2 separate regions of the Homo sapiens genome follow, and region 1 is linked to region 2. The links are chromatin loops, found by intact Hi-C in ENCODE. Cell type or tissue: IMR-90. All regions are shown on one strand. Links, peaks and the distances in the headings refer to the core of each region. The heading gives the core; the rest is flanking DNA. Region 1 has its middle 19 kb from the start of SFTPD. Region 2 has its middle 27 kb from the start of PPIF.

Region 1 (9,203 bases), core at 814-8,813, 560 kb before region 2:
GTCCAATCAACTAAACTTGGGGAGTGGGTCCCGTGGTACAATATGGCCACTGGGATAGATGCAAGATCATGATGGTCTGGGAAGACCCCCTGAAAGTGACCACTACCTACCCCAATACTTAAGCCAAACCTACTTCTTGCTAAGGGAAAAGTCAGCGTAGTTGAAGTGTGTGGAGAGAAAAAAATCTCCTATGATGTTGAAGGCCTGGAATGTGGATACTTCAAACCCCAAGAAGAAGCTTCAGATCCATCAGTGCCATGGGCCACAGGGGTCTGGTTTGCTCTCCAGCACAGAGAACAAGCAGGGAGGGCCATTTGAGATCTGTAGGCACAGGCTGATTGGAATAGGGGACTGAAGCAGTTATTTCAGAAATTCAGGTCCTAACCAGTTCCTGAGCACAGAGGTCTCCCCTGCACTAACACACATGGGCCAAGGTCAACACAGATCTCAGTGTCTGCCCCACCTTAACTGTAGCAGTCAGGGTCCCTTGTTTAGTAGCCTGTGTGTCAAGTGATTTGCACTCTCAGGTGATGTTGTGACTCTCACCATGGACACCATGAGAGCAGGCTGGGACCCATCCATGTCTGAAGCGGGGACTTTCACAGCAGTTTCATAGAGAAACCCCTGTTCAGTTAAAAAGTACACTCTCAAGTCTCATCCTGGTTTTCAACCTTCTGTCACCAACCCAGTCCACATTCCATAATGAGCAGCTGATGTGGAGCCCTCTGACGTTTGCTTTTCTAGGATCCTGTCTATGTTCTGAATCCCCTTGATACACATCACTGAAACTTGAGTGGCGTAAGTTCAGGGCATTCTCAACCACTCTTCCTTTCCAGATGTTCACCTTAAAATTCAAGTTTAATGATGTGCTTGACATTTTCAAGTTACCTACCTAGAGCAAAGAAACTAGTTATCTATTAGAGAAATGCAGTCTTAATCTGTATGTCAAATATTTATCCAGGCATTGGATACAAAGATTGACATGGCTAGTCATGCCCTCGTGATCCTGCACTTCCCTAACATAACAAGATGAGTAAGCTGCAGGATTGTTCTGGCAATGGACAATAGCGGTGCTCAACAAGTGGATTTAGAATGAATGGACGGATGATAAGAGTTTTAACCATGAGAATAGAGAAGAGACCTCTCTTTGTGCAATTACCAAGCCACTCAGAGATCAAAGCAGTCTTCATTACTGTCCACTCTAATTGCCTGTGACTATTAGACCTCTCTATGGCTAACAGCAGGCCTGGCATCTTATGGTAGGTTTTACTGTTTCTCGCCAATCTTTCACTGAGAGGACTTTTGAAGGCAGGCATGAACCTGTGATGTGGGTCACTCCTGGGGAGAAGCAGAAAAGAGTGGGTATACATTTCTAAAATGCCCTCTCGTCTGCTGCCATGTCTTCTGTGATTATAGACAGATTGGTAGATATAAAGTTCTTGTACAAGGCCAGGTGCGGTGGCTCACGTCTATAATCCCAGCACTTTGGGAGGCCGAGGCGGCTGGATCACTTTGAGGTCAGGAGTTCAAGACCAGCCTGACCAACATGGGCAAAACCCTGTCTCTCCTAAAAATACAAAAATTAGTTGGGAGTGCTGGCACGTGCCTGTAATCCCAGCTACTTGGGAAGCTGAGAAGGGAGAATCACTTGAACCCGTGAGGTGGAGGTTGCAGTGGGCAGAGATTGCGCCACTGCACTCCAGCCTAGGCGACAGAGTGAGACCCTGTCTCAATAATAATAATAATAATAATAATAATAATAATAAAGTTGTTGTACAATCAAACATTCTGGAACCTGAGCAGATGCATGGAAAGCAACTGCCTGGATCTAGGCAATGGACTTGTACTCTGAGTGATATTTGGGGGTTGTTACTGCAGCACCCATCCTTCCTGGATACATTTGAATATTAACATGTTTGCCCTCTATTTACTTAAGAGTCTGTAGGCAATCTCAGACTACCTGGCTGAAACACCTTTGAGCCACAGAGAGGGACTTAGCAGCACCCTGCCTGAGCAGAATGGTCCTTATGTAAGTCCTGTTTGTAGGGTTGAATAAAGTGTTTTTAAGATGTCTCTAGGCCCTTTGATCTGAGGAAATTGCAGAGTGGCCTCATTGCCAGCCCTTGTACATATTTATTTTTTAATTCCCTTAATACTTCATTTGAAGCGTAAGTGCCTGGGGCCAGGCCAGGGCTGAAAGTTCTGATGACAACTTCAGGCCAAGCAAACGCATTCTGTGACCAGAGGGAAGGATCAGGGCAGGAAGGGGATGCTTGGCCCCCAGCTAGAGAGACGGCCTGAGAGAACAGAGAGAGGATGAGAGGGATGGGGATCCCGCAGAGAACCTAGACACTTACTGTACCCCTATACAATGTTCACAGGAAAGAAAAGAGGGAGTGGAGGAAGGTGTGAGGACTTCATGAAGTGATTCTAAAGCTCTTATGAAAGAATGACTCTCAAGGGTTAGGAAAATTGCTTAAAATAGGATAACTAGGATGAACTTGACCCATCTATGTTAGAGGGTTTTATAAAACTAGCATAATTGAAGTTGTATATTAATGACACAGAAATAGAACAATGAAGAAGAATAGAAAGGCTAAAAATGGGCTCAAGTATGTATATATACACGTATGTGTTCTATATGCATGATAAAGAGAGAATGCCAAAATCATAGGAAAACAATGACTTACCAATGAATCATTCTGGGTTAAATAAACATTTAGAGGAAGTGTAAAATCAGATTATTTTATTACATATACAAATTAAAATTAGAAGAAAATATAAGTAACAATTTATGTAGTCTTGGAAGGAAAAAGAGCTATCTAAGAATGTTATCAGACAGGGGAACCCAAAGTGATAATATTGATATATCTGACTACATAAGAAATACGTAAAACTTTTCTACTGAAAAGTAAAACACAATGTAAAAGAAAAGTGGTTATGTATTTGCAATGTACACAACAGATAAATCAATAAGAAAATAATGAATATCTAAATAGGAAAATGGCATAAGAATGAGAAGAGGAAATTCATAAAGGAAGAAATACTAATGGCCAATAGTACTGATACGTGAAAAATGCATAATCTTAGTAGTAATTTTTAAACCTTAATGAAACAGTAATATGTATCCCAAAATCTATGAGATAGAGTTACAGCTATACTCAGAGGAAATAAGTAACTTTGCTTTCATTACTAAAATTTTAAAAATAAAAAAACATGGACTGAAAATAGTTGAACTAAGTGTTCATCTTCTTAAAACAAATTTTTAAAACAACAAAAAAAGGACAAAACAAATAAATATAAAAGTGAAATTAATGAAATATAAAACAAATGACAATAATAGAAATAAGTTGGGCATGGTGGCTCATACCTGTTATCCCAGCACTTTGGGAGGCTGATTGGGGAGGATCACTTGAGGTCAGGAGTTAAAGACCAGCCTGGACAACATACGGAGATCCTGTCTCTATAATAAATAAATAAATATTAGCCAGGTGTGGTGGCGTGCACCTGAAGTCCCAGATACTTGTGAGGCTGAGGCAGGAGGATCACTTGAGCCCAGGAAGTCGAGGCTGCAGTGAGCCATGATTGTGACACCGCACTTCAGCATGGAAGACAGAGCAAGACCCTGTGTTGACAACGACAAAAAGCAATAATAGATATGACAAATTATCTCAGAAACTAGACTTTTTAAGAGTTGAATTAGACAAATACATGTTGATAAATCTGTATAAGAAAAAAAAAAGCCAACATATGTAGTAGCGATAAGAAAGGAGCAGAGATACAAAAAAGATAAAAAGAATTTTGAGATAACATATTCACTTCCTTTTAGGCATTGATCAGAATTGAAAGCAGCAAGAACTCAGGGAATTTGGCATCCCTTCCCATCCTTCCCTTGCTTTTGCTCTGTGGCTTGGGGTCAGATTTTACACTCCTTGCCCTGAAGCTCCAGGTGGTTTACATCTCCCTGGCTGAGGAGGAAAGCGGCACTGCTTTTTATCTGATGTGGAATTTAGCTCATAATCTTGGTGCATTAGGCAAGCACGACCATATAACAGTGAGTGTGATGTTAAACCATGTCTCATCACCTTCCCCTCCATCTCAGCCATGGTTGGGAGCTTCTACCTCTGGACTCCCCAGACCCTTTTCACATAGTGAATCCAAAATGTTCATGACCTTTTCTGATTCCTGCCCTTGGGGTGCTTGGGAACCAGATCCCATCAGTGTAGGAGAGATGACCACCCAGGAACTGCTTGCAGACAGCACAGGAAAGGGTCAGCACTGCTGGGCAAGGTGAGGTCTCCAGAGGATGCTCTCACTGGGGAAAAGGGTCTCACATGCAACTCGGCATATGGCTTTTGGTGGTACTTCTGTAATTGTCAAGGTCATAGATTCTCATGGGGATAGGAAGCTGGACACATCAGGAGCTCTGGGCAGGGCTGGAGGGCTGGACAATGAGTCTTTTTCCCCACACCATCTCACATCCCTTGGTAATGACTGTGGGGTTAAATGGCTTTCAGGATCTTTTCCAGGCTGTGTAGGAGATCGTTGATTAGTTGCATCTGGCACAGATATCGGGGAGGAGAGGGTAAGTATGTGTGCTAATGTTTGTCATCCTTGGCTTAAGAGGGCACTGCCCTGCAGGTCCATAGGGTACCCAACAAGGGGGTTGCCCCCAGCTTCATCATGCACCCAGTGAAGGCACCTTCAGGGACTTCTGCAAGAATCCTGTGCTTCCACCAGCTGACTTCCCAGGAAGCCCAAGAACAAGAAACAAGAACAGTGTAGAAGCTGGCGGAACAACAATGTCATTTCCATTTGAGATCCCCTAGGAGATCCCCACCATCCATCTGTGCACCGGACCCTCTGCTGGTGGCCTGATGGGTCCCAGGCAGAGTCCCTAAACTGTCCTGAGTTACAGGTTCCCAGCCTGAACCCCTTTGTCCTTTTGAAATGACGCGAGGTCATCACACGAAAATCACAAGCATATACTTAGTAGTGTTCTCCAAAAGAACCTGATTCAGAGAAAAGTCCAGATTCTTTCCCTGCTGATGCTGAGGAAAGAAAAAAGTGACTGCATTTGAGAGAGATACCCAAAAAGTCCGCAAAGGGAACCCAGAGAGAAGCCCACAAATCCAGCCCCGACAGGGCTCGGGCAAGAGCAGCAGCAAAGTCCTGTCTTGAGGGGATTCTGAAATTGCCTCGGCCACAGAGACCTGTGGAGGGGCAGGCAAGGAGAGTGTGGGGGTGGCCTGTGGGTCCTGCCCTAAAGAGATCACATTCTAGGCTTGGAAAGGAGACAGATGTATAGACAAGGAGCAGAGCATCCCGCCAGTCCCCGGGGCTTGCTGTGCACTGAGGGCTGTCGGGATCCAGCATGCTGAAGACCTGCGGTCACGCAGTAGGAGCGTGCGTCTGGCCCTGGCCCTGCAGGGTGGGGGCACAACCCCAGTGAGCAAAGCAACCAGGACAATCGTCGAGAGGAGGAAAGCGGGAGCATCCGAAGTTGCAGACAAGGTGCTCATGTGATCCCACCACTCACCTGGCTGGGCTTGAGTCTCTCTGGGTTTGCTGGCCTTGTCTTGGAGGCAACCAGCAGGGGGCAGCACGAGGCCACAGCACCAGCTGCACATGGCCACTGCTGCCGGGGCCAGGGATACTCAATTATCAGAGAAAGGAGGCTGTGTCCGTAACCATATTCCAAAATGAGTTTTGCTGTTTCTCTCTTGGATCCAGCTTAGAGCTGAGTTAAGCTCCAGAGAAGGGAATTGGGTCACACATTTTGGTGGAGGACTCAGATTCATTCATTCATTATTCATTCACTTATTCATTCAACAGTTATTGAGTGTGTATGTGGTTCCCAGCCCTTTTCAAGGCAGTGGGACTGCAGAAGTGAGTGATATGGTCTTGTACTAATAACAACAGCAGGGACTAATGTTTGCATGGCATTTATTGCAGGCCAGTGCTGTCCTAATTGCCTTGCTTATATCAGTTCATCTATTCCTTCAACAACCCTCTGAGGTGGACACTGTCATGATCCCAATTTTACCAAGACGGGAACTAACACACAGAGAGTGTATTATGTGACTTGCCCAGGTCACACAGGTGCAAACTGGTAGAACCAGGATTTGAATCCAGGCAGTCTGACTCCAGAATCCTTACTCTTTTTATTTTTATTTTTATTTTTATTATTTTATTTTATTTTTTTTTGAGACAGAGTCTCACTCCATTGCCCTGACTGGGGCACAATGGCACGATCTCTGCTCACTGCAACCTCTGCTTCCTGGGCTCAAATAATCCTCCTGCCTCAGCCTCCTGAGTAGGTGGGATTACAGTCATGCGCCAACATGCCCGCCTAATTTTTTGTATTTTTAGAGGTGGGGTTTGGCTGTGTTGCCCAGGCTGGTCTTGAACTCCTGAGCTCAGATGATCTGCCCCCTTCAGCCTCCCAAAGTGCTGGGGTTACAGGCGTGAGCCACTGACCCCAGCTAGATTCCTTATTCTTAATGACTTTGCAACACTGACATAACTTAAGCAGATAGCCAAGATGATATCAGATAACCATAATTCTTAGAAGAAAATAAAATGGAGTGTTGTAATGGTGACTGGGGTTGGAGCAACCTTAGCTTCAGTGGTCAGGTAGGGACTCGGGTGGTGGGGGGAATGGTGACATACAATCCAAGACCTGGCAGGGGAAGAGGATCATATTAGTGCTCAATCTCTGTGGACCCCCCGGTGTCCTAGAACACAGCTTAGGACCCCTTACAGAGGACCTTTTGTCCATGACCAAGCACCTCAACTCCTCACCCAGAGTCTCCGGGGTCAGCCCGAGCCAATGTTCTTCAGTGGGGAGTAGGCAGAGGTAAACCTGGAGACAGGCTGGGGAGGTAGGGGCTGAGCCCCCGCCAGTGGCAGGATGCTGAGAACATCAAGCACTGGGTTCTGGTTTCCATACTGGATTGCTGGTTTCCATACAAGCACTCAACACACACTCACACATGTACAACAATACACACAAACAGCCCCAAGCCCATGTGCACACAATTCCCCCCTCAAGGTCTCACGCATCCAGTGCCTCACGTGCTCTGAAGCTCCTCAGAGCTGTCTCAACCTCAGACCTCCTCCCTAAAGTCACAGGAAGCAGTGAAACCCTGGAAATAGGGAAGGTTTAGGTCTGCAGTTGGTTTTCACTAGCGGGGCGCTGGTCCGTTGAGGGAGATTATTTGGGGTCTGACACTATACAGTTAAGCAGCACTCCCTTCACCTCATGAGGGGCCTGTAAGGAATGGGAAAATGCTGGCTTCCAGGCTCCAGGGCTGCACTGTACGGTGAGAGGCAGGCAGAAAGCCACTGTGGTGTCTGCATTTCTTGGGGCAGTGGTTTCAAAACTGGCCAAACATCCGGTTCACCTGAGGAACCCATGAAGATGACAGATTTCTGAGGTTTTCACTCACTGGGTCCAGAATGAGGCCAAGAGCCTATGATTTTGTCAAGCATTCCAGTCAATTCTGCTGGTCACTACTCAGAAGAGAGGTACAAGGTGGCACAAGCATAAGCCAGGGCAGGGCAGGCTGGGCTGTGGGTTGGCAATGGCTAGCCTCACCCAAGGCATTTGCTTGGTTAATGAATGGCTGCTTGCCCCCAGCTTTTTTGAAACATACACCTGTGTTTGCTGGACAAACCACAGGTTCATAGTTGGGGACACTGTCTATTCCTCACACAGTGGCCACCAGGGTTGTAAGCACCCTTTCCCAGATGGCCCACTGCCCTGATCTCCTCCCCTCTTCCCAGCAGCCCATCAGCCACTCAGGGTTACCAGGACAACATCGTTTTATAAAATCTACTTCCCGGCATCTCCAGCCCAGGCCCTCTGATAGCAACCAATCCCTTTCCAGAATGGAAAAACCCTGAGCTTTGGCAGGCTCAAAAGCACAGACCAGTTACATAATGACAAGCAAACAGCCTTCCAGGTCAGAGGCTCTGCTGTGACACAGAGGGCAAGTCCAGGGACTGACTGTGACCCCTGGCACTGGTCCCCCTCTGACAGCCACAGAGAAGGGAGGCTGGCTGGCACCAGCAGGAAGAAGATTTGAAAGATATGAACACTGGGCCCTCAGCTGGTACCCCATTCCCCATCTTCTGGCTTGGACATGGATAAAGTGAAGCAGCAGAGCTGTAGGACTCTGAGAAAACAGTGTCCTGCAGGCACAAGGCCCTACAATTCCAGGATTCAGACCCAGGCAGGAGCCTGAGCCTCGAGTGTCACAGGCTTTGGTAGCTGTTTTCATTCAGACACAGGAGGCAAATTGTGATTATACTTGCTGTGTCTCTACTTCTGCAGACATAATTTAAATCCGAAGTTCCCACCTTGAGGCCAAGGTATATTTGTCATTCTAATTTACCCAGACTGTCTTTTGTAGAATTCAGAAGTAGCTGATATTTAGCCCACAATTACTTTGGACAGAATTGCCAGGAAACAAAAACTGAAAACAGGGCCGGGCACAGTAGCTCATACCTGTAATCTCACCACTTTGGGAGGCCTAGGTGGGGGGATCTCCTGGGCTCAGGAGTTCGAGACCAGCCTGGACAACATGGTGAAACCTTATCTCTACAAAATAACACACACACAAAAACTCAGATCCTGCCACTTTGCTCCTGAATTGGCTCCTACACTCTGGACTTGTGTGTGACAATTGATTCATTAAGTTTTAGAGGAAAGAAGTCTTTAGTGACCTATTTATAGATAGGGAAATGGAGGCCCAGGAAACCGACATGCCACTGAGTACATTAGTCAGGGAGCTAACCTGAAACCCCTGTCTCCTGCTCCCAAAATCTGAACTTCCCATCCACCAAGCCATTTCTCCTTCGGCCCTAACATAGTGCACAGAGACCGAGGCCTTCTTCTCCCCTGGGCATGGCCCAGAGCCAGAGCCCAGGCTGCACAGAGTTCTGAACACCAGCTTCCCTTCCAGGAATGCTCTGAGCATGGCCTTCAGGTTCTTACTCCATGCAAGAGGCAGCAAAGGAAGACTGCAGCTAGGAGATGTCTTTCAGCTCTGCGGTCCAAAAACCAACGTGAGAAATGAATGGCAGAGACATCTCCTCCATTCGAACAAACGGCAGGGCTCAAGAGGTTGCTCACAGTCATCCCCACTCCTGCAGTCTCAGGGGAATGAGCTGCCTGGGGCTCCTCAGGCCTGTCCGTG
Region 2 (9,203 bases), core at 414-8,413:
CATCTCACACGTGCACTCACACATCTCATATGTGCACACCCACACAGCTCACACGTGCACCCTCACATCTCACAGTGCACTCACATCTCACATGCTCACACACCTCACACGCATCCTCGCACATCTCACACACACACCCACACACATCTCACACACGCACCCACACATCTCACACGTGCACTCACATCTCTCACACACATCTCACACACCCACACATCTCGCACATGCACTCACACATCTCACACGTGCTCCCTCACACATCTTACACATGCATTCACATCTCATACACACATCTCACACACCCACACATCTCGCACGTGCACCCACACATCTCACATGCGCACTCACACATCTCACACGTGCACCCACAAATCTCACACGTGCACTCACACATCTCACACACGCACCCACACCGCACACGTGCACCCTCACACATCTCACACACCCACATCTCACACATGCACCCTCACATCTCACACGTGAATCCTCACACATCTCACATGTGCACCCTCACATCTCACATGCGCACTCACATCTCACACGCACACTCACATATCACACGTGTACCCACAAATCTCACACACGCACCCACAAATCTCACACGTGCACTCACATCTCACACGCGCACCCACACGTCTCACACGTGCACCCTCACACATCTCACATGCGCACCCTCACACATCTCCCGTGTGCACCTTCACACATCTCACACACAGACCCTCATCTCACACGTGCACCCTCACACATCTCACATTCGCACCCTCAAATGTCACACGCGCACTCACACACATCTCACACGCGCACTCATACACAACTCACGCACCCACATACATATCTCACATGTGCACCCTCACACATCTCACACATGCACCCTCTTACATCTCACACGTGCACCCACACATCACACACGCACCCTCACATCTCACACACGCATGCACACATCTCACACGCACCCTCACACAACTCACATGCGCACTCACATCTCACATGCGCACCCACACACATCTCACACGTGTACCCTCACACATCTCACATGTGCACTCACTTCTCACACGTGCACTCATATCTCACATGCACACCCACACACCTCACACGCACACCCTCACACATCTCACACATGCATCCTCACACCTCATATGCACACCCACACACCTCACATGTGCACTCACACCTCACATGCACACCCTCACACATCTCATGTGCACACACCTCACACACGCACTCACATCTCCCACATGCACACACACATCTTGCAGTGCACTCACACACATCTCACATGCACACCCTCACACATCTCACGTGCACACACATCTCACACACGCACTCACATCTCACACCTGCACTCACACATCTCACACCCACACACATGTGCACACACATCTCACACATGCACTCACACATCTCACACGTGCACACACATCTCACACATGCACTCACAAATCTCACACACGCACTTACATCTCACACGTACACACACATCTCACACACACATCTCACACAGGCACTCACATCTCACACGTGCACTCACACATGCACACACAATCTCACACCCACACACACATCTCACACACGCACTCACATGCATCTCACACATGCACTCATACACATCTCACACTGTTGACACCCTCACATACACACCCATTTGCACACTCAAGCCTGCACATATTCATACATGCACAGCCCACAAACACACACAGCCACAGACCATCAGGAGTCCCATGGGGGCAGCGGGCCTGGGGCCCCTCTCCAGCTGGAAGGGCACTGCAGTAGGGTGGGGATCCTGCCCAGCAGGGTAACGAATGTCACGTGAATCTGCTCATCTCCTTCCCCACAGGCCCTGAGGCCTTCCCATGGGCTGAGGACCCCAGGTAGGCAGGCAATGTCACACCCAGGCCTTGCACACAGTGAGCAAAAGTCCATTCTCACAGTTGACGCAGTTGAGAGAATCTGCATTTTGTTCGGTGTCATAATGGCATTGGGATCATGTAAAAAATGTTCTGTCTTAAATTTTGGAGAATTTACGGGTGAAATGAGGCAGTGTCTGGGCTTTGCTCTTAAACAATCTGGAATAGGGTCCGGAGGAGAACCTGGGATCTGCTGTACTGCTCTCTCTGATTTGTGTCTGTTTTTGCTCCTGGCCAGGAGGTGAGCTTAAAGGTGAGCCAGGCCGAGGAGATGCCCCAAGGCAGAGTGGGAGCCGGGTCCCTCCACATCTTCACCCCACGCAGCATGCTCCACAGTCCTGACTACCTCCTCTAGAGGGGCTACTTGGGCTTGCTTCACTGCCGACCTCCAGTGCTCACTGTGGCCTGGCACACGGTCAGGTTCAATGTGGAGTAAACGAGCGTGTAAGAGTCGCTGCCAACATCCAGCCAGGAGCTGGTATGGCAGCCATGGTGCTAGTGATTCACACACATCAGTTTTGGTCCTTGTAACAGCCCTGGGAGGTGGGTACTATAAGGATTCCCATTTTACAGATGGGGAAGCCGAGGTTCAGAGAGGTCAAGTGACTTGTCCAAGATCATAGAGGTAGCAAGTAGCAAAGTCCCCCCCCGACCCCTCCCAGAACCTCTCCCCCTCCACTCCCTAACACCAGGGGCATTTCAGGCCCAGGCCTAACCCCTGCCTCCTGCTGCTTCCTGCTGTTATACTGCCCTCCCAGACAGCCAGGCAGCCACCAGCCTTCTCTTAGCCCTCTCTGTCTGTCCTGGGCCTCTCCTCACTGCCCAACCTGGCCTGCCTACCTCCCTGTAGTAGCTGAGTCATGATCCATCTAGGGCCGGCCCCATGGTTGTTGAAGGCCTATGTGGAAGCCAGAACCCAGGGGAGCCCCAGCCCTCCCTCCACCTCCTTCCTTACTAAGTTCTCAGGAGCTCCTGGGGGTGGGGGCAGCTCTGCTCCTGTTCCCACTGTGTCCAGCGTGATCGAGCCAGGCCAGGCCCCTGTGCCGTCTCTCCCTGGACACTTGCTCCTCCTTCCCTTCCATGCCTGGCCCTACAGCCTCCTGGAGCCCTGTACTGAGGCCAGTTACCCTCCCCATGCCCCATCCCAGAAGCACTCAAAGCTGGGAGCTGAGATTCCCCTCTACCATCTTCTCAACAACCCCCATCCTCTCCCTGGTCACTAGCAGGGGCCCCACAACCCTCCACACTCAGCTCCTGCAGATGGTGGGGCAACCCGGGGTCCAAGTCCTGCCTTGTAAGTCCAGGACCATGGTGCCTGCCTGGAACTCCATCTCCCTCTGCACTCTTATCCTGGGCAAGAACTCTGGGGCCAGAGGGGCTGGACCCTGAGTGACAACATCACTACTTATCAGCCGCCATCTTAAGCAAGCCACCTTCCCTCTCTGAGTCTCAGTTTCCTCCCTTGTAAAATGGAGATACTAATACCCTTCTACCTACCCGAGGTCACCGTTGAGATTAGTTGAGATACAATGGCTAAGCCCTTGGCACATGAGGTGTGCTCAGGAATTGTTAACTACTGCTCTGGTCATGGAGGGTTATGGCCACTTCAGCCTGTGCTACCTCTAAATGGGCCCCATGATTCCCTCTGTCTCTGCCTCCACTTGTTAGCCCTTGAGCCATGCTTTCTGGAACCTTCACCCTGACAAGATGACAAAGAGAAGCCCCAGGGAGGGACTTGGGTTTCTTGACTCTCTCTGGCCTGTGGGACATTCATCTCCCCTCCCCAGGCAGCCACAGCCTATTAGTCCAGTTCCAACTGGCCTTCTGCCTCAGTTTCCCCATTGTGCTGAGGCAAAGGACCCTTGCTCAGCATGTAATTGGTCATCCTCTCCCTGGGAACCTGACCACAGCCCCGCACAATGGTGGAGGCTGCTTCAAACTGGGTCTGCCTGCCCCACCCCAACAAACTTGCCAGCTCAGAATTCTCCAGCGTTCCAGCCTCTCGCAGCAATCAGCTGGTTCCCTGCTGCCCTCTGGTGGCCGAAGCTGAAAACTGCAACTTCCAGGTGGCAGGGAACCAGTGCAGGGGACAAAAGGGAATTTTTTTTTTTCTCCCAAGTCCCAGGTAAACCCTGACCTCCCCAGTACAGGGATACCTGGGCCTCATGCACCTGCCAAGTGGCAAGATTGTGTTTTTCGCCCTTGGTTATAAAAACAATGCCTGCACAATGTGAAATGGAAACAAAGACAGTAAGCAGAGTGTGGGCTACTCCCAGTAGCCCAACATCCCCCAGACCAGCACTGTCCAGAGTTTGGCCATATCCTTCCATAGTCTTTTGCTTATAGAAATCTGTGTGTGTGTGTGCGTGTGTGTGTGTGTATGTGTGTGTGTACACGTGTATGTTAATGGATTATACTTGACAGGCTGTTCCATATCCTGCTTCAACTCATCATCATCATCTTTCCCTGTTAACAGAGAGACCTTTCTCATTTGTCTAATAGCTGTATTCCTTTGTTGGTTAACATACTTATCAATTCCCTGTTGAAGGGTCTGAAGCATTCTTGGTTTTACAAGTCAATCTTTTTTCTTTTCTTCTTTATGAGACAGAGTCTCACTCTGTTGCCCAGGCTGGGGTGCACATGTGGCACAATCTTTACCACAGCTCATGGCAGCCTCAACCTCCTGAGCTCAAGCAATCCTACCTCCTCAGCCTCTGGAATAGCTGGGACTACAGGCACACACTACTATGCTGAGCTAATTTCTGTATTTTTTGTAGAGGCAGGGTTTCACTGTGTTGCCCAGGCGAGTCCTGAACTCCTGGAATTAAGTGATCCTCTTGCCTGGGCCTCCCAAAGTGCTGGGATTACAGGCATGAGCCACTGTGCCTGACCAATCTTTTTTCTTAATCACCTTTCTGTTTGGTACAGTGGGAAGATCTGGAGTCAGGAGAGCCAGGGTTTGACTCAGATCTCAGGCCACTGGGTTTAAAATTTTTTTTATTTTTAAATGACTCTTAACGATGCATATTTATGGGACACAGTATGATGTTTTGATACATGCGTACATTGCGTAATGATCAAATCAGGGTGATAAGCTTATTCATCACCTCAAACATTTATCATTTCTTTGTAGTGAGAACACTGAAAACCCTCTCTTCCAGTTATTTTGAAATATGCAATACAATGTCCTTAGCTACAGTCATGCTACTGTGCAAGAAAAGACCAGAACTGATTCCTCCTATCTAACTGTAATTTGGTACCTGTTGGCCAATCTCCCCCATCCCGCCTTCCTTCCCCAGCACATAGTAACCACTATTATACTCTCTACTTCTATGACATCAGCTTTTTAAAGTCCGCAAATGAGTGAGATCATGTGGCATTTGTCTTTCTATTTTTTCTATTTGTCTTCCTATTCTTGTTATCTTTGATCACATCCTTGTGATCTTCCAGGCCTCAGTCCCAATGTATCAAACTCAGGCATTGGGCTCCATCTCGAATCCTTCGCTCTGACAAGCTCCCAAGTCGATTATTCCATGTTGAGTTGATAGAGCCTACAGGCTGCCCTGGGGTCATCAATACAATTTATTAGGCTAGTGCTAGAAAGGGGCATGGGGGACCACACAGCTCTCTTGGGCATGGGGTCCAGTAAGCACTTGCACAATTGTGGGGAGGAACAGTCTGAGATTCTCCTGCTTAGACCTGGGAGGGCCTGGTCGGGGAGACTGAAACTGAGAAGAAGGCTGAGGCCAGACCCGCCTTCCTCCTCTGGCGCTCTCTGAGGGCACCTGGCCTGGCTGCTTTCTCTTGGGAGGGGAATGTGGGTATCCCACCACACTTCAGGCTGGAGTTCTTAGAGCCTGTTCTGGTTCCAAAAACTGTCTGATCCATGAATCACTCTTTGCTCAATTAAACTGTTAAATTTAACTTGTCTAAGGTTATTCCTTTTAATAGATTCAACTTGAAACATAAAGATACAAATAACTTAAAAGTAAAAAAGTGAAGAGTTCCACTTCTTGGAGGCAATGTGAAGAGTTCCATGAGCCCACTTGCCTGTGAAACAAGCAATGTTGGTGAAAACTGCTTTTTAAAAATTAACCTTTAAAGTCTCTGGAAATTGTCCTAAGGATATAGAGCAAATGAAGAAAGTCAGGCTCCCACTCTGCCTTGGGGCATCTCCTCGGCCTGGCTCACCTTTGAGCTCATCTCCCGGCCAGGAGCAAAAGCAGCCCTTGACCATAACAGTAATCATGACTATAAAGATAGTATGTGGGGACGTCACTAAAACTAACTCAATAAGAACAGCAGGTCTATGGCATTTGACACATAACTATTCCCTTTTCCTTCACCTTCAGCTCAGCTTAATGGAATCTTCTCATAAGGTGAGGGTGGCCAAAAAGACAAGGCTCCCTCTCCCCTCACTTCCCAATCAAGTATTTTCACATATTAGTGGGAGAGGCAGACCAATAACATTTTGCCCATCTCTCCCAACTCCAAGTTAAAGAAGCTAAATTCTGGATGAGTGCAGCTGAGAAGTGGGGGGTTTCTTTCTACACCCAGCCCTAACCCATAGAATAGTGGCTCCATCCCAGATTCAGAAGGCCAAAAACACTGGGACCCCAAATCTTGCTCCAGCTCACTCATAGAGCACAGGTTCTATGCTAGGAGAGGAAAGCCAAGAATATCAGAGGCTACCACCCTGCCCAGTCCCCAGAATACTGGCTCATCAGAAAGAGAAACAATCCATAAGAGAAAGATATCCAAATCTCTCCACAAAGGAACTTTTATTTTATTTTATTTTTGAAATAGTGTGTGGAAGCCTAAAGTGCTTTTGAAAACAAAAAATAAATTGGACTTCATCCAAATTTAAAATTTTTGTGCTTCAAGGGACACCATCAAGACAGTGAAGAAACACCCTACATAATGAGAGAATGTATATGAAAATCACATATCTGATAAGGAACTTGTATTTAGAATATATAAAGAGTTCTGGCAACTCAAAAGTACAAACACAAATAGCCCAGTTAAAAAAGTCAAAGGATCTGAACAGACTCATCTCCAAGGAAAATATACAACTGACCAATAAGTACATGAGAAGATGCTCAACCTCATTAATCATCAGAGAAATGCAAGTCAGAAATAAATGAAGTAGCACTTCACACTCACTAGGATGGCAAGAATAAAAAAAGATAATATCAAGTGTTGATGAGGATGTGGAGAAACTGGAACCCTCATACATTGTTGGTGGAAATGTAAAGTGTCACAGCCATTTTGGAAAACAGTTTGGCAATTCCTAAAAAAGTTAAACCTAATCATTTGATTCAGCAATATATACATAATACGTAAGGTGGTATAATACTATTTGCAGTTAGTCTTTGATAAGTTAAACAATATATAGTAAATCCTAGGGAAACCACTAAAAATATAGACTGAATAATTAGGCTGAGCATGGTGGCTCACATTTGTAATTCCAACACTTTGAGAGGCTAAGGCAAGAGGATTTCTTCAGGCTAGAAGTTCAAGATGGCAGTGAACTATGATTGTGCTACTGCCTGGGTTACAGAGTGAGACCCCAGCTCTTAAATATATATTTATATATATAACATATATTTATATATATAAATATATATTATATATATGTATATATAGCTGTGACATTTTACATTTCCACCAACAATGTATGAGGGTTCGTTTCTCCACATCCTCATCAACACTTGTCATTTTATACATATATATAAACAAATAGCCAATAATGGTGATAAAAATGAAATCAATTTGGAGAAAAACCTCAATCCAAAAAAAGGCAAGCAGAGAACAAAAGGCAGATGGGACAAACAAAATAAATAGCAAGATGGTTGGTTTAAATTTAACTATATTGAGAATTACATTAAATATAAGTGATAAACATTTAATTGAATGGCAGAGATTGTCAGATTTGATAAGAAAGCAATGCTCAATGCACCATTATCAGTCCATTGTCTCTTAGTTCTAAGTCCTCCCTACATTGTCCTGTTTGTAATACTGTAACTGTTCTCCCTTGCCATCTGGAATTATATGAAGCTTTATCAGTACAGGGCACTGGAGAAATACTTTAGTCTTTTTTTTTTTTAAATAGTATGTATTGATCATTCTTGGGTGTTTCTCGGAGAGGGGGATGTGGCAGGGTCATAGTACTTTAGTCTTCAGTATTCTCTTTTTCCTTTAGTTGGTAAACTCCTGTTATAATTAATAATTTTTTTTACATATTCCCTGTTAAAACTACTGTGTTGTTTCTGTCTCCTGTTTGGACTCTGACTATATGGAATTGATACCAGAAGTGGTCCCAGAAGATAACCCCACCAAGATAAGATTTGGAGATGCATTTTGCTGTGCTTTTGGACTCCAACATGTCTACCAGTGGGAAATGGTATGTTAGTAATCCATGGCATGCAGTGACATCACAATTAATTATGCTGTCACCTGTAATTAAGTGACAAGAGAAGCATGTGCCTTGGGAGACCAGGTGACAGCAGCACTTGACCATTACAGTAGTAATCATGACCATAAAGACTGGGATGTGGGGAAAATTCTTTTGAGGACGCTTGATTGCTTACCAAAAGAAAATTTAGAACTTGTGTTCTTTAATTCTTGGCATAAACCAGAGAACCAGAAAGTTTCTGGTTATATTACAGCCTGAGAACCAGAAAGCTTCCATGATAACTCTAAAAGATTATCTTATTTCTTGTAGGCACTAGGCTAATAGCACTTAAAATCAAACAAAAATTTTACCACATAGGTTGCTAAATTACAACATCATTTCAATTCACAGTTTCACCAAGTTTTTCACAAAGTTTTTCATGTGAAAGGGCATTGATGAAAAACAATGAGATCCCAGGCCGGGTGCAGTGGCTCATGCCTGTAATCCCAGCACTTTGGAAGGCCGAGGCGGGTGGATTACCTGAGGTCAGGAGTTTGAGACCAGCCTGGCCAACATGGTGAAACCCCTGTCTCTACTATAAATACAAAATTAGCCAGGCATGCTGATGTGTGCCTGTAATCCCAGCTACTCAGGAGGCTGAGGCAGGAGAATTACTTGAGCCTGGGAGGCAGAGGTTGTTGCAGTGAGCTGAGATCATACCATTGCACTCCAGTCTGAGCAAAAAGAGTGAAACTCCATCTGAAAAAATGAACAAACAAACAAACAAACAGAAAATACAAAAAGAATGAGATCCCAGCCTGGACAACATAGTGAGACCTCTTCCCTACTAAACAAAAATAAAATAAAATAAAATATAAAATAAAATTTATTTAGCCAGGCATGGT

What was found. Peaks named below come from ENCODE experiments on the same cell type or tissue, not always from the same donor. Only the 100,000 strongest peaks of a DNase experiment are listed, where the experiment ranks them.
Region 1: a loop joins it to region 2, with 19 times the contacts of the local background. A loop is called at or near these places in 9 of 110 quality-filtered maps.

What each region holds. Positions count from the first base shown.
Region 1 is chr10:79,925,986-79,935,188 of GRCh38, reverse strand. It overlaps the pseudogene BMS1P21. Among named protein-coding and RNA genes, the nearest start is that of SFTPD, 19 kb to the left of the region's middle. In IMR-90, for the core only: a CTCF peak has its summit at 5,594 (motif pointing right); no DNase peak of the experiment used is centred there; H3K27me3 peaks cover 1,533 bases.
Region 2 is chr10:79,369,489-79,378,691 of GRCh38, reverse strand. No RefSeq gene overlaps it. Among named protein-coding and RNA genes, the nearest start is that of PPIF, 27 kb to the right of the region's middle. RefSeq lists an enhancer at 2,443-2,979 and cis regulatory regions at 3,534-4,318, 3,821-4,321. In IMR-90, for the core only: a CTCF peak has its summit at 3,933 (motif pointing left); DNase peaks (open chromatin) are centred at 2,781 and 3,901; H3K27ac peaks cover 151 bases.